Linked DNA regions of Homo sapiens: regions 1 and 2 are each linked to region 3. The links are chromatin contacts, found by Hi-C in ENCODE. All regions are on one chromosome and are shown on one strand. Each heading gives the region's core, a stretch centred on a gene start or an enhancer-like site at or near the end of the contact. The rest is flanking DNA. Distances are from core to core; before and after follow the strand shown.

The links. A loop is a pair of places that touch in the nucleus more often than their neighbours do. Pooled maps may share reads with other maps.
Region 1: a loop to region 3 is called in a map with no recorded cell type, with 9 times the contacts of the local background. The contact joins the enhancer-like site here to the promoter of RFTN1 in region 3. A Hi-C loop is called at or near these places in 3 of 37 single-sample maps with no recorded cell type and 6 of 50 pooled maps.
Region 2: a loop to region 3 is called in a pooled map, with 9 times the contacts of the local background. The contact joins the enhancer-like site here to the promoter of RFTN1 in region 3. A Hi-C loop is called at or near these places in 1 of 168 maps with a recorded cell type or tissue (tibial artery), 1 of 37 single-sample maps with no recorded cell type and 7 of 50 pooled maps.

The regions. Positions count from the first base shown.
Region 1 is chr3:18,739,455-18,743,364 of GRCh38, reverse strand. No RefSeq gene overlaps it. Among named protein-coding and RNA genes, the nearest start is that of SATB1-AS1, 300 kb to the right of the region's middle. Within about 2 kb of position 2,129, at least 7 of the 41 ENCODE cell types and tissues checked have a DNase peak (open chromatin) inside an H3K27ac peak, as active enhancers do.
Region 2 is chr3:14,433,515-14,437,309 of GRCh38, reverse strand. The region is part of intron 2 of SLC6A6 (solute carrier family 6 member 6); the gene reads right to left. Among named protein-coding and RNA genes, the nearest start is that of SLC6A6, 33 kb to the right of the region's middle. RefSeq lists enhancers at 888-1,799, 1,800-2,711. Within about 2 kb of position 2,278, at least 14 of the 41 ENCODE cell types and tissues checked have a DNase peak (open chromatin) inside an H3K27ac peak, as active enhancers do.
Region 3 is chr3:16,512,209-16,516,226 of GRCh38, reverse strand. RFTN1 (raftlin, lipid raft linker 1) reads left to right here and starts at 2,528. Exons shown (of 10, transcript NM_015150.2): 1 at 2,528-2,785. RefSeq lists silencers at 313-362, 970-1,145, 2,299-2,368, 2,399-2,758 and enhancers at 3,049-3,128, 3,679-4,018.

The DNA of each region.
Region 1 (3,910 bases), core at 880-3,379, 2.2 Mb before region 3:
CTGATTATAACAATAACTCTGAATCTTGCTAATGATGATTATGAAAATACAAAGAATTCTAAACTAAAATAACAACATAATTTCAGGTTTTAATCCTCACAGGCTGGAAATTAAATGTGGGCCCAGAAGTCAGAGGCATAGTCTACATAATGGTCCCCAAAACATTATTTCTTTCTCATGCTGGAAATTAAGTGGCAAACAGATTCAAGATTGCTATTGTGACTGGAATTTGGTGATATGAAAGGTTTTTTTTATTTTATTAGAAGCAATTTTCAGAGGATTCAATTCATTGAAAGGCTACAAAAAGTGCTACAGTTTCTTATTATGGCATGGAAAATAGTAAGTGTACTAAAATCATCGAAGAGTGTCAAGCATAAGGTACACTTTAACAATAGATGTTTCTTTGCATACATTTAAAAAGTGTTCTATACTTTTATGTGGTCTTCTTTAAAATAAACAAATAAATTTAATATAGTAAATAACATTGAGGTCTGAAAAATAATTCCAGTTATTTTTCACTTCCCAACATATGATAATATACAAATAACAAATTAAACAATGTCAGATGGCATTGAAAAGGTCAAGATAGATACATTTAAACAATGTTAAATTGCTTTTAAGAGCATATTACACTCCTTAGTTTCACCTATTTTCCCTCTTTGTTTCCCTTCTTTTCTTTTAACAGAGGTGTTAGACTAAATGAAAAAAATAAAATCTGAGAAAAGAGGGATACATTAGCTAAATAAAGAGCATGGATAAAGGACAAAATATAGAAATAACTTGTGTACCTAAAAATAATTTTGCAATATAATTTTTTTCCTCCTCAAAAAATCTATTTTCCAAAGTGTCTCCTTATGCTACCTTACTGTCATTTCTCTCCGTCTCTATTTGTAAGTTGCATATAGGTCTCTCTTTCCTTTAAATTTTTAACATTCACCCCCACACAGACAAGAGTCAGTCAAGAAACAGGCGAAAATGTAGATTTCAGTCTCCCCCTTGCCAAGAGTTTCTGATTTAGTAAGCTTGGGATTAGGCACAGAAATATGCATTTCTTAATGAGCACATCTGGAGACCTATGAGGCAGGTGGTCCAGGAACTCCAACTTTAAGAAACACAGTGCCCTAAAATCAAAACAAAGACATTTATGATCTTCAACAGGCCACCAGTCAATAGAGACAAACTTCAGTAAAGAGTAGAGAATAAACCAATTCGCAACTCAAAATATGTCACATACGACATATTTTGATTATGCTTTCCGATTAAATGCTTCATTGAAACTGTTACATAACAAAACAAAACAAAACAAAGCACACCAACACTCTGTTAATGGAGGGGATACAGGGTTTACAGCATCAGGGTTAAAAAGTGATAGACATGATTATGTAATGAGGTGGGTGGGCTTGGGGATATCAATTTTTTAAAAATATTTTTCAAAGTCTGAGAACTATAAATTCTAAAAGATTTTTCACCAATTATTCATCAAGTCCTATGCTATGGAATTATTTCAGCAAGTAATAATAATCATGTAATTTCATCATGTAATAAATACATCTGAGAAGAGCAATTTAATGCCAAAACCACTATTCTTCAGTCCATTTAAGGCCTTCCTCTTAAAAACAAGAAACGGCTTTCTCCTATGAAGATAAGCATGGTTCAAAGGGTTCACATTTAGCCTCAATTTAAAACTCACAACGGCAAAATGTAGTACCCAAGGAAGGAAAGGAAATTTACATCTCTAAGAGCTAGTGTTTAACGTCTTCTTGAAATTATTTGACTGATGCACACTCATATTATTCTATAAAGACTCTTTAATGAGGCATTTCCCAAGAAATTTTGATGATAATCTGTGGTGGACTGATTGGTAGTATTTACGTACTTCTGAGGGACCACAAAGTTACATTTGTGTGAATGAGTTACTTCCTATTAAATGACTCTTCTTTCACATGTTTAATAATACTTAGACTTCGCTTTTTTCCTTCTGCTCTCCCAGAGAAGTTTCTGTCTCTCCCGTCATTTGTTGTTGTGGTGGTGAAGTTATTTTTCTTGACAAGTTCCACCCACTCACGTTTAACCTGAAGGTCTTTTCCACTGTAGACACGCTGTGAACGCGCAAAGAGGAAGCTTGTTATCGCAAGATCAGCAACTCAAATTTCAGCGTGATCAGAAGTGACATCACTATGTGGTTTCATTAATGATATTAGAAGAGAACAAACTATTTTCAGTCATTTTCTTAGTGTTGAAAAACTATATGCATCTTCTTCACTTCATTGTGTATCTGTTCCCCTCCCTGAAGTGCATCAGGGGTTTCTTCTCAGGATCACTTTTTCTTCTTTATTCCCAGTCTACCATGAAAATGTTTATCTCCTCGTGTTTTGCCCATGTAGAACAGAGCAAAAACAAAACAAAACAAAGCACATTAACACTACTGACCTGATAACTTTCTTTTCCCAGAATAAGATCTGAAAAGAATTCAAGAAAACCACAGATACTAGAACTGCTGAAGTCTACTTCCTGTGAATCTGTGTGGTTTGCTCATCAAGTCATGCCCCTTTTTCTATTCTTATTCTTTATTCTGTAGTCACAGTATTTCTGCAGTTACCTGTGGACTTCACTGAGCACAAAGCCATGATTATTACCCATGGGAACCTTGGCCCGGTTCTAGTCCTACGGCAACAAAGACCTGTACATTGGTCTGCCTTTTCACCCAGGCTTCTGTTTGGGCTAACTGTGTAATAGAATTGGTTGGTTTGAAACAGATATGCCCAGGAAAAATAATTTGCCTTTGCTTCTTTGGTGAACTCTCTCTGCATTACTTTTCCATGATGGAATTGTGTGCACATATGTGTGTTTTGGTGAGCTGGGGACAACGGGGTGAAAGCTGATATGTGGAGAAAATAGAGATTCTATACACTGAGAGTAGAGGGATTTGGAATGCCGAGAAAGGAGTCTGAATACTAGGCTGTCTTCTCTCTGCTGGGATTGTTTAGGATGTCATGATAGATCAAATGCAGCAAGAAATTAATGTTATCAAATCCTACAACCATAGACAAGTCATTTAAGCCTCTCTAAGCTTCAGTTTCCTTAAGTCTAAAATAGAGTTTTTTTTAAACCTCATCACTATTGGCTTTCTGGGATGGATTATTTCTTGCTGTAGGGGACTATCCTATGGTCTGTAGAATATTTAGTAGCATCCTTGGCCTCTACTCACTAGAAGCCAGTAGCACCTACCACCGGTTGTGATAGTTTCCATTGTTCTGTAAGGAAGAAGCTGAGGGCACCGTCACCCTCAACTGAGAACCACTGATTTAAAATTAAGCAGTTAAAATTTGTGATAGAATTTATGACAGATAAAGTTTCTGTTCTAAAATTCCATAGACATAACATTCTGTGACTAGATTTACAGGCAATTTGTTGATACAAGAGACCTCTTTTTTTCAACTCTTAACTCATGCCAGTAAGGAAAAGGAGATAGAAAGTGAAATTTTTCTCACTTGCTATTAAAAACATTATTAAAAAGTTAACAGCAAAAGAAGTTTCATCATTAGGATGATGAAATTGAGATTTCATCAATTAAGATTTAGCCCCAAATATTTGTTGACAGCCTATCTCGTGAAATAATGGCAGTAGGTAGAATTTGTTGAACACTTACTATGCTAAATGCTTTGAGTGACGTATCTCACTTAATGGATGAAGGTTAAAAGTGGCATAATTATTAGCTTCAACTTACAGAGAAGGAAAACTAAGGTTTAAGGACAATGGACATTTACAATTTAGGATTACGCTGCTAGTAAATGGAAAAATAAAAACTCAGAGTCAGATATATCTTCCACAAAATAGTGTTTTGATAAGTACTTTACACTGCTTTTTAGGATGTTGTGCCAGATATTGTTTTCAGCTTTTAATATCAACA
Region 2 (3,795 bases), core at 1,029-3,528, 2.1 Mb after region 3:
CTCCAGCCTGGGTGACAGAGCGAGACCCTGTCTCCAAAAAAAAACAAAAAAAGTTACTTTTAAGAAAAAGATAGCTGTGTTTATTAAGCACTGACCATATACACAAGCAGAATATGCATCTTTTTAAAAAGAGCACTGACTACAAGCACATTTTCATTTTCTTAGCTAATCCCCTCAGTGGGTGCTGCTCCCATCCTTCCTGTGCTGATAAAGCACAGAGATGTGAAGTCACTTGTCCACAGTCACACATGAGGAAAAGGCCACTTAAGCTCCAAATGCCCCCCAGGTCTGTCTTGGCCTCTGAAGTCCATGTTCTCAACTACTGTAGCTGCTATGGATCAAATGAAATGGGGTCTGGTGTCTTTAAGGAGCCAGCTGCAAGCCGGCTGACAAACTGGGGAACTAGGCAAAGGCAAACAGGGAAGTGAAGGGCCACATGATGGAGACGGGGCTCAGGAGGCTGGACAGGGCCTGGGGAGCAGTCAGTGCCAAGGGCCACAGGGCTGGGCCAGGCCAGCTAATGAAACAGCACAGACTCAGGCAGGACAGATGGCGTGCTGGACTGGAGCCCTCCTCTAGCAAACAGGGAACTCTGATGGGGCTCCCTGGACCACTGTCTCCATAGATTCTGGGCTAGGTACAGGCTCAGTGAGCAGGATGGCCAGGATCTATTAGTGATGCCTGCCAAGGGCACTCTCCTTGGCCCTAGTGTTTAACAATTAAGCACCAAAAAAAAAAAAAAAAAAAAAAAAAAAAAAAAAAAAAAAAAAAAAAAAAAGGGAGTTGTTGTTAAGAGTGCTATTCCTGGGTGGGCGTGGTGGCTCACACCTTTAATCCCAACACTCTGGAAGGCTGAAGTGAAAGGGTGGCTTGAGGCCAGGAGTTCCAGATAAGCCTGGGCAACACATTTGGACCCTGTCTGTACAAAAAGTTAAAAAAAAATTAGCCAGGTGTGGTCACGTGCGCCTGCAGTCCCAGCTACTCAGGAGGCTGCGGTAGGAGGATCACTTGCACCCGGGAGTTGGAGGCTGCAGTGAGTTGTGATCATGCCACCTCACTCCAGGCTGGGTGACAGAGCAAGACCCTGTTTCTAAAAAGATGAAAAAATAATAATAATAAAGTAGAAGCTCTTTCCATCACTCTAAGTGGAGTAGCTGTTTTAAGTGGAAATTAATCAAAGCCTTTCTTTTTCTCTTTTATATATATTTTAAAAGTACACCTTTAAGAGATTGAATCATTGAATTGTATCATGAGGTCTGTATCTGTTGGTTATCTGCTCCCAAGGAAAGGCTAACTCAAGCGTGGCGAGCTCCAAAGCCTCCAGAGGCCTGGTGGGCAAAGGACAGGAGTCCACTGGGGTGGGGAGGTCGCAGGGAAGAGTGGGAACCAGGGGACAGGAGGAGTCTGGACTCTCACAGGCAGCTCTCCTTAGCTCCCACTACTGCAGGTGCCTTCGGGACTGGTGCCCACTGGGGCTGGATCCTCCAGCTTCTCAAGAGATGTTGAAATCTGGTTTATATGCACACACACATTTTTCAGTTTCTAAACCACCACCTGGGTCAAACACAAACACAGAGGGGGCCAGACTCAGCCTGTGGCCAGTCTGCTCTCTTTGGTCACACTATTGCCCCCAGGTCACCTAAGGTGGCCGTGGCAAAGGGAAGAATGGGCTCGTGCGGAGATGCTGACCAGGCTGGCCTACAGCCCTGATGGCTTGTCCCGGTGAGGTCATCCAGGAAGCCAGGCATTGTTTTGCCCGGAACAAAGCCGAAACAATGAGCAAAAATATTCTGGTCGTAGTGAAAGTGAATTCTGTTGAGGAAATCGTTTCAGCATGCCGTCTCTGGGACAGGGGCTTGTTATCTACCTGGGGTTCAGCATCCTCGGGTGAGGTCCTCCCCTCTCCTGATTTAACTGCAACCTCCACCCCACCAAAGTACGGGTCTACCCTCAGAGACCCCCGACCTCCGCTAGAAGCCTCCTGCCTGGATCACACTAAGCCCTGCAGAAAAGCCTCTACCTCACCCCCGGCCTCATCAGCCTTGCCTTTCACAGATCAGGAGACTGAGGCTCAGAGAAGGGGGAAGCCTTATCCCAGGTCCCACAGCTACAGGACAGTGGGCCAGGATTTGCACCCACGTCCCAACTCCATGACCTTGGTGCCACCCTGGGGCAAGGTGACCTCTGGATGGGGACCAGCCAGACCACGTAGTTCTTCTTAGTCTGTGGTTTGCTGGGGAAGAGTGGATGACAGTGAGCAGGTTTTGCAAAGAACAAGCCTCTGGAACAACGCCGGGGGTGGCGAGACACGGTATGAGTCTAATAGACAGCCAACTTGTCACCTTCCCCTCATAAAAACATTGGCAGGTGAACATAAGGTCTGGGGACTGGGTCCAAACTGTTTTATCATCTCCTTGGAAGTGGCAGGACCTGGCCCAAAGCCCCAGAGAACCACAGTCTGGCAGCAGAGGAGAGGCAGCAAGGAGAGTGCCACCGTGCCAGTTGCAGGGGGAGGGGTGGAGGCACGGCAGGCTCCCGGTGGCAGGATGGCCTGAGAAGGGCCAGGATGAGGCAGGGTGGCTGGCGCTGCCCCAGATGAAGGTGTTTGAGGCACACACCATACTCCAAACGGAGGTGCCCCACAGCAGAGCCCAAGCAGCTAAGTCGGGGAAAGGGCAGTGGGCGAGGTCAGAAAGCTGGGTCATGCAGGCCAAGTCACTTCCCCTCTGCATCTCAGAGGTCCAGGGTTAGAACAAAGGTTTGAGTGGCTTTGGCAAGCAGTGGCTGTTAACTCACCCTACTATGTGCCAGGCACTGCTCTAGGAACTGGAGACAGTGGGTGAGCCCTACCAAGCTGACCTGCAGAAGGGGAGATAGACACTAAACACATAAATGAGCAATTATTTATGACAGTGCCCAGCACACAGAAAACAACAAAGTAGGCCCCTCTGCGGAGGTGACATTTCATAACAACAGCAGCTCGCTGAGGACTCACTGTGGGCAGGCCCTGTGCCAAGCCCTTTCCAGACACCAACTCACTCACTTACTCCTCACCAGCCCGGATGATGGAAAGAGGCCCAGAGAAGTAAAGCCACTTGCCCAGGGTCATACAGCTGGATTCAAACCCAGAAGCTCGGCTCTAGGGAACAAGCTTTTAGCCACACTGAAGCTGAGGCAAAGAACTGGGGGCAAAGAACTGGGGGAACACTGTTCTAAGAGCAGAGAACAGCAGGTGTAAAGAGGGCCATGGTGCACATAGTGAAGAAACAGAAAGCCAGAGTGTGGCAGAGAGGAAGAGGGGACGGGGCCCCCAAGGCCAGAGTTAGAACCTGGATTTATCCCAAGTTTTGTGCTGCCCCAGTGAGGGCTCAACGCTTTTGGCTAAAAGCCCTGGATTGTCCCTGACCACCAACCCTTCCCTTCTACTCTGAAAGGGAACTTAAGGGCCCATGTTGGGTTTTTCCCTGCAGGTACTTATGACTTTTTTTTTTTTTTTTTTTTTTTTTTGAGACAGAGTCTAGCTCTGTTGCCCAAGCTGGAGTGCAGGGTGCGATCTCAGCTCTCTGCAACCTCCGCCACCTGGGTCCAAGAGATTCTCGTTTCTCAGCCTCCTGAATAGCTGGGATTACAGGTGCCTGCCACCACGCCCAGCTAATTATTTAGTATTTTTAGTAGAGATGGGGTTTCACCATGTTGGCCAGGCTAGTCTCAAACTCCTGACCTCAAGTGATCCACCTGCCTTGGCCTCCCAAAGTGCTGAGATTATAGATGGGAGCTACCGTGCTCAGCTAACAC
Region 3 (4,018 bases), core at 1,279-3,778:
GGGGTGTGAGGAGATCCAGCTTCCCCATTAGCTTGGGACCTGCGTCTTATTGACTGTGAACACTCGGGACCCCAGTTCTGGGGCCATCTGTGACCTGTCATGCAGTAATAGCTTGGTTTTTCCCGTGTTCAGCTCCTCCCCGAGTACTTAGTGTTAAATCACAGGGGGAGGAAGTGTGAGCAGAGAAAAAACAGCACTATTACATGACCCCCGATGAGACCGCTGTGATAGAATTAAAAGCTGCCGCCCTAGGACATTCTAACAGATGACATTGTGAGGTTGCCAAGGTAACCCACTAGGATACAGTCCCAGCATCTTTGGGGTTGGGGCTGGGTAGGCAAGGTCAGTTAGAAGTGAGACCCAGCTGCCCAGGGTCTCTCCCATGGCTGGCCAGTCCATAGCAGTCAAGTGGAAAATCCAGGCAGCTCTCTACAGAACACAAGTGAATCCAACATTTGGCTCCTCATTAAATATTCCAGGTGAAAGAGAATTGGAACACCCTGGATAATTGCTGAATGCAGGTTAAGAAGAGCCTTGAAAGATCTGCATGCTATTGGCTCATCCACTCATTCCACACATATTTACTGAACACCTACTATGTGCCAGTAGGAAGCATCAGAATATCAAGAAGATCAGGAGTTCTAGAAAACCCTCAAAAATGCAGATCCAAGCAGGGAAAAAAGTCATTTAAGACATTTGCCCATGATTATTAGCACTCGGGAAAATATTGAGTGGAAGAAAATGGAAGCAATCAGAATAGCATATTAACCTCAAGCACTGGTGTCTTAAAAAAAAAAAGCACAAAAAACACAACGGTGTGCAAAAGTTTTATAGAGTGAAAATGATTTGCTTAAAAGAAATCAAGCACACTGCAACTAGGTTATGCTGCATTCCCCCACCCCCACCCTCCTTTTTCCTTTATCTTCTTTTAAATGCCTACCGGTTAACACCTATCAATTTTATTTTCTTTCTGTGGCCTAGTGACCAGCAAAGGATCAGAAAGATTTTGGATGGACCCTGACTTGCAGCAATTCAAGGCCTCGGGCAGATAGATAGCATGAAGACCCCTCCCTTTGGCTTCATAAATGGGTGTTCACAACCTCTGGTGATGCCCCTGAGCAAATGTCCCTGCGCACTACTGTCTGAACCTGGACTTACGTGGTCACCTGGTCTTATTTTCTTTCATGTGGCAAGCTCAAGTGTAGGGGGGAAATGGGGGACACTGGGGATAGTGGTGGTGAGTGTGACACCAGGAAAAGGTGGGGTGGAAAGGGAAAGGAGAAAAACAAATAAAAACAAAACAGTGGTGAGGGAGGGGGAGCAAAACAGAACTAGAAAGGCTATGGAAAGAGAAAATAAGGAAGAAAATCTCTGAGAAGCTGTGGTAACAGGAAGAGTCCCTGAAAACAAAATAGTGCTTCCTTACTTGCTGGAGGAGTGTTATTAGTGCCAGAAGGACCTCATCGAAACACTGCTGGGCCCCTAAACCAGCCCTCCACCCTGTGTGCTCCAGTGCTTAACTTTGCCCACACAGGGTCTTCTTTGCCCAATTAGAAAATGGAGATAATTAATTAAATTATCTCACCCTTCTTGTTCTAGCCCCCTTAAAATAATGATAATAGCTAAGTTATAGAGTGGTTGCTAAACACTTTACATATAATAACCCACGAAGAAGTGCCATGTGACAAATAGGCGCAGAGCAGTTAAGTCACTTACCCAAAGTCACACAGCCAGTAAGTACTAAAGCCAGGAATCCAACCCTGATTATTTGACTTTAAAGTTCCCCCTCTTAACCCCTACACTGTAATTCTGCTTGGTTTAGTTTTACGAAGAAAATATTTTCTAATGGCTCCTTGCCTCACATCTTCACTTTACTAATGCAGCCTGGTTTACTAGTGCTTCACTCTTTATATAATTTTCTCCCTGGGTGCCTCAAGTTGCCACGCAAGGTGATTCTCCAGATCTTCTCAAACCTCTGGACATCTTAAGTAGGTAGACCAAGGGATGGCAACGGAGACAGTGGCATTACCCTTCCCTGAAGCACTAACTCGCAAGAGAGAATTTCAGCAGCACCTGAGATGTTTAGGGATGCTCCCACCTGTGGAATGGGGTCGAGAAATGGTCCTCTCTCAAGTCGGCCCCAACCCCACCCCCAGCCATCAGCACCTTGATGGCAGTCGCCCTTTCAGCATCCTGGCTCAAATCTTGAAGGATCCTTGTCTCCCAGGCGCTCTTCCTGACAGCACACAACCTTGATTAGGAGGGGCTGGGAGGGAGGATCGATGAGCCCCTGACCCCTGGGTTCTGAGGCTGCCAGGGTCGCTTGCAGCTCGGCCGCGTGGAGGTGACCGGGCGGAACTCCGAGGGGGCGCGGGGAGAGCTGGGCGGGCCCACCGCTCCAGCGGCTGCTGTCAGGGGCCGCGAGGCTTTCCCTGAAGATGCAGCGTAGCATATTTTGCACATGAGTTCAGAGGAAGAGGAAGTGTAGCCGGCGGACGCGCGGCGGCGGCGGCGGGGGCGCGTCGGGGCTGGAGCCGGAGCGCGCCGGGCGCTGGGCGCAGCGAGCGAGAGCGCGGCGGCCGCGGGCTCCGGCGAGGGACAGACGCACCGATCGCCGGAGGGACAGACACACGACCACGCGGCGCCACCGCCCACGCCTCCACCCACCGGCGCCCAAGTCCTCCCCGCGCCGCCTCCTCTGTATGGCACAAACTTTCCTCCCGGGACGGAACACGCTGCCTCAGGGAGCCCGCGACCGCGCCTTCTCCTCCGCCGGTCCCATACGGTAGGCGGCGGGGGGGGCGCGACAGGGCTTGGGGTGTCGACCGGCACAGGCCCCTCCGTTTGGCCCCATGGACCGGGTCTCTGGCGGGTAGTGGGAACCGCGCGTGGCGCCTCCCTGCAGGTTGCTCTTTGCCGGGGCTCCGGAGCTGCCAGAGCAGCACCCCCTGGCCCGCGTCGGATGGGGACCTGGGCTGATCCTTGGGACGCCTGGATCTTGGGCCAACTTTTTTTTGCGGGGAACGGGTGTAGGGGAGTCATTCCTGGAGCGATGTAGGGAGAGGCACTTCGGAGCAGCCTGTTGGGGGTCGTAGGCTCTGCAGGCTCAGAAGCGCCTAGGAAGGACGCAGAGGTGGGGGAGCTTGGAGGCTACAGGTGGGTCCAGGACACACTGCCGCTGGGGTCCTCGGAAAAGAACAGGAGGGAGCTGGTCGCGGAGTCCAGGTTTCCGGGGTGCGCGCGGCCTGGGTGGGGCAGGGTGGAGGCGGTGCCTGACTGCCCCTCTGCGTGTGCCCTGGGAGGTGGGTTTGCTCTGGGGACAGAGGTGCTGGACGTGTAGGAGCAGACATGCCGCGCGCTCCGAGGAAGCGCCGGAACCACCAGAAGCACAGGGACGCGGGTGCCGAGAGTCCCCAGCACTGAAAACGGGGATCTCCTCTTCTGTAAGGGATTTTCTTCCCTTGTCTTAACCCACTTCTCTAGACTCAAGGGACGCCAGGATGGATATGGGTCTGGGCGAGGAGGAGGTGGTTGTGTATTTCGGGAAGCCCCGTTGTCAGGCACGCGCACCCCAGTCCTAGGCCAGGGCTGGTGCCCTTCACCTCCGGTGTCGCTGCCTTTGGCAGCAAGAACCGCGTGGAGGCCAAGGTTGTAGAACCAGGCACGCTCCCTGCTGTCTGTCTGTGACTCTGTGCTTGCCCTCAGCTGCCCTGTGTGGTTATGGGTGATCCCTAGGGACGCTGGGTGGTGTCAGTGAGTTTCTTCGGGGGCTTAAAACAAACAAACAAGAAGTACTTTTTTAAAAAAAAAGTCTGGCTCAATCTCTGTCAGTGGTCACCCCAGTTTCCAGCAACTCATGTGCTGGAACCCTTGTAGTCGGTACAGCTGTTTCAGGAGCTGGGCGCTCAACTAGACTAGGCATCTTCCAACCCCTGCCATCGTGTGTCATCTCAGGATAAGTTAAGGCCTTGCCAGGAAGGAAGCCGGGTGTAATGTGAGCGACCTCTGGGCCTGTGGG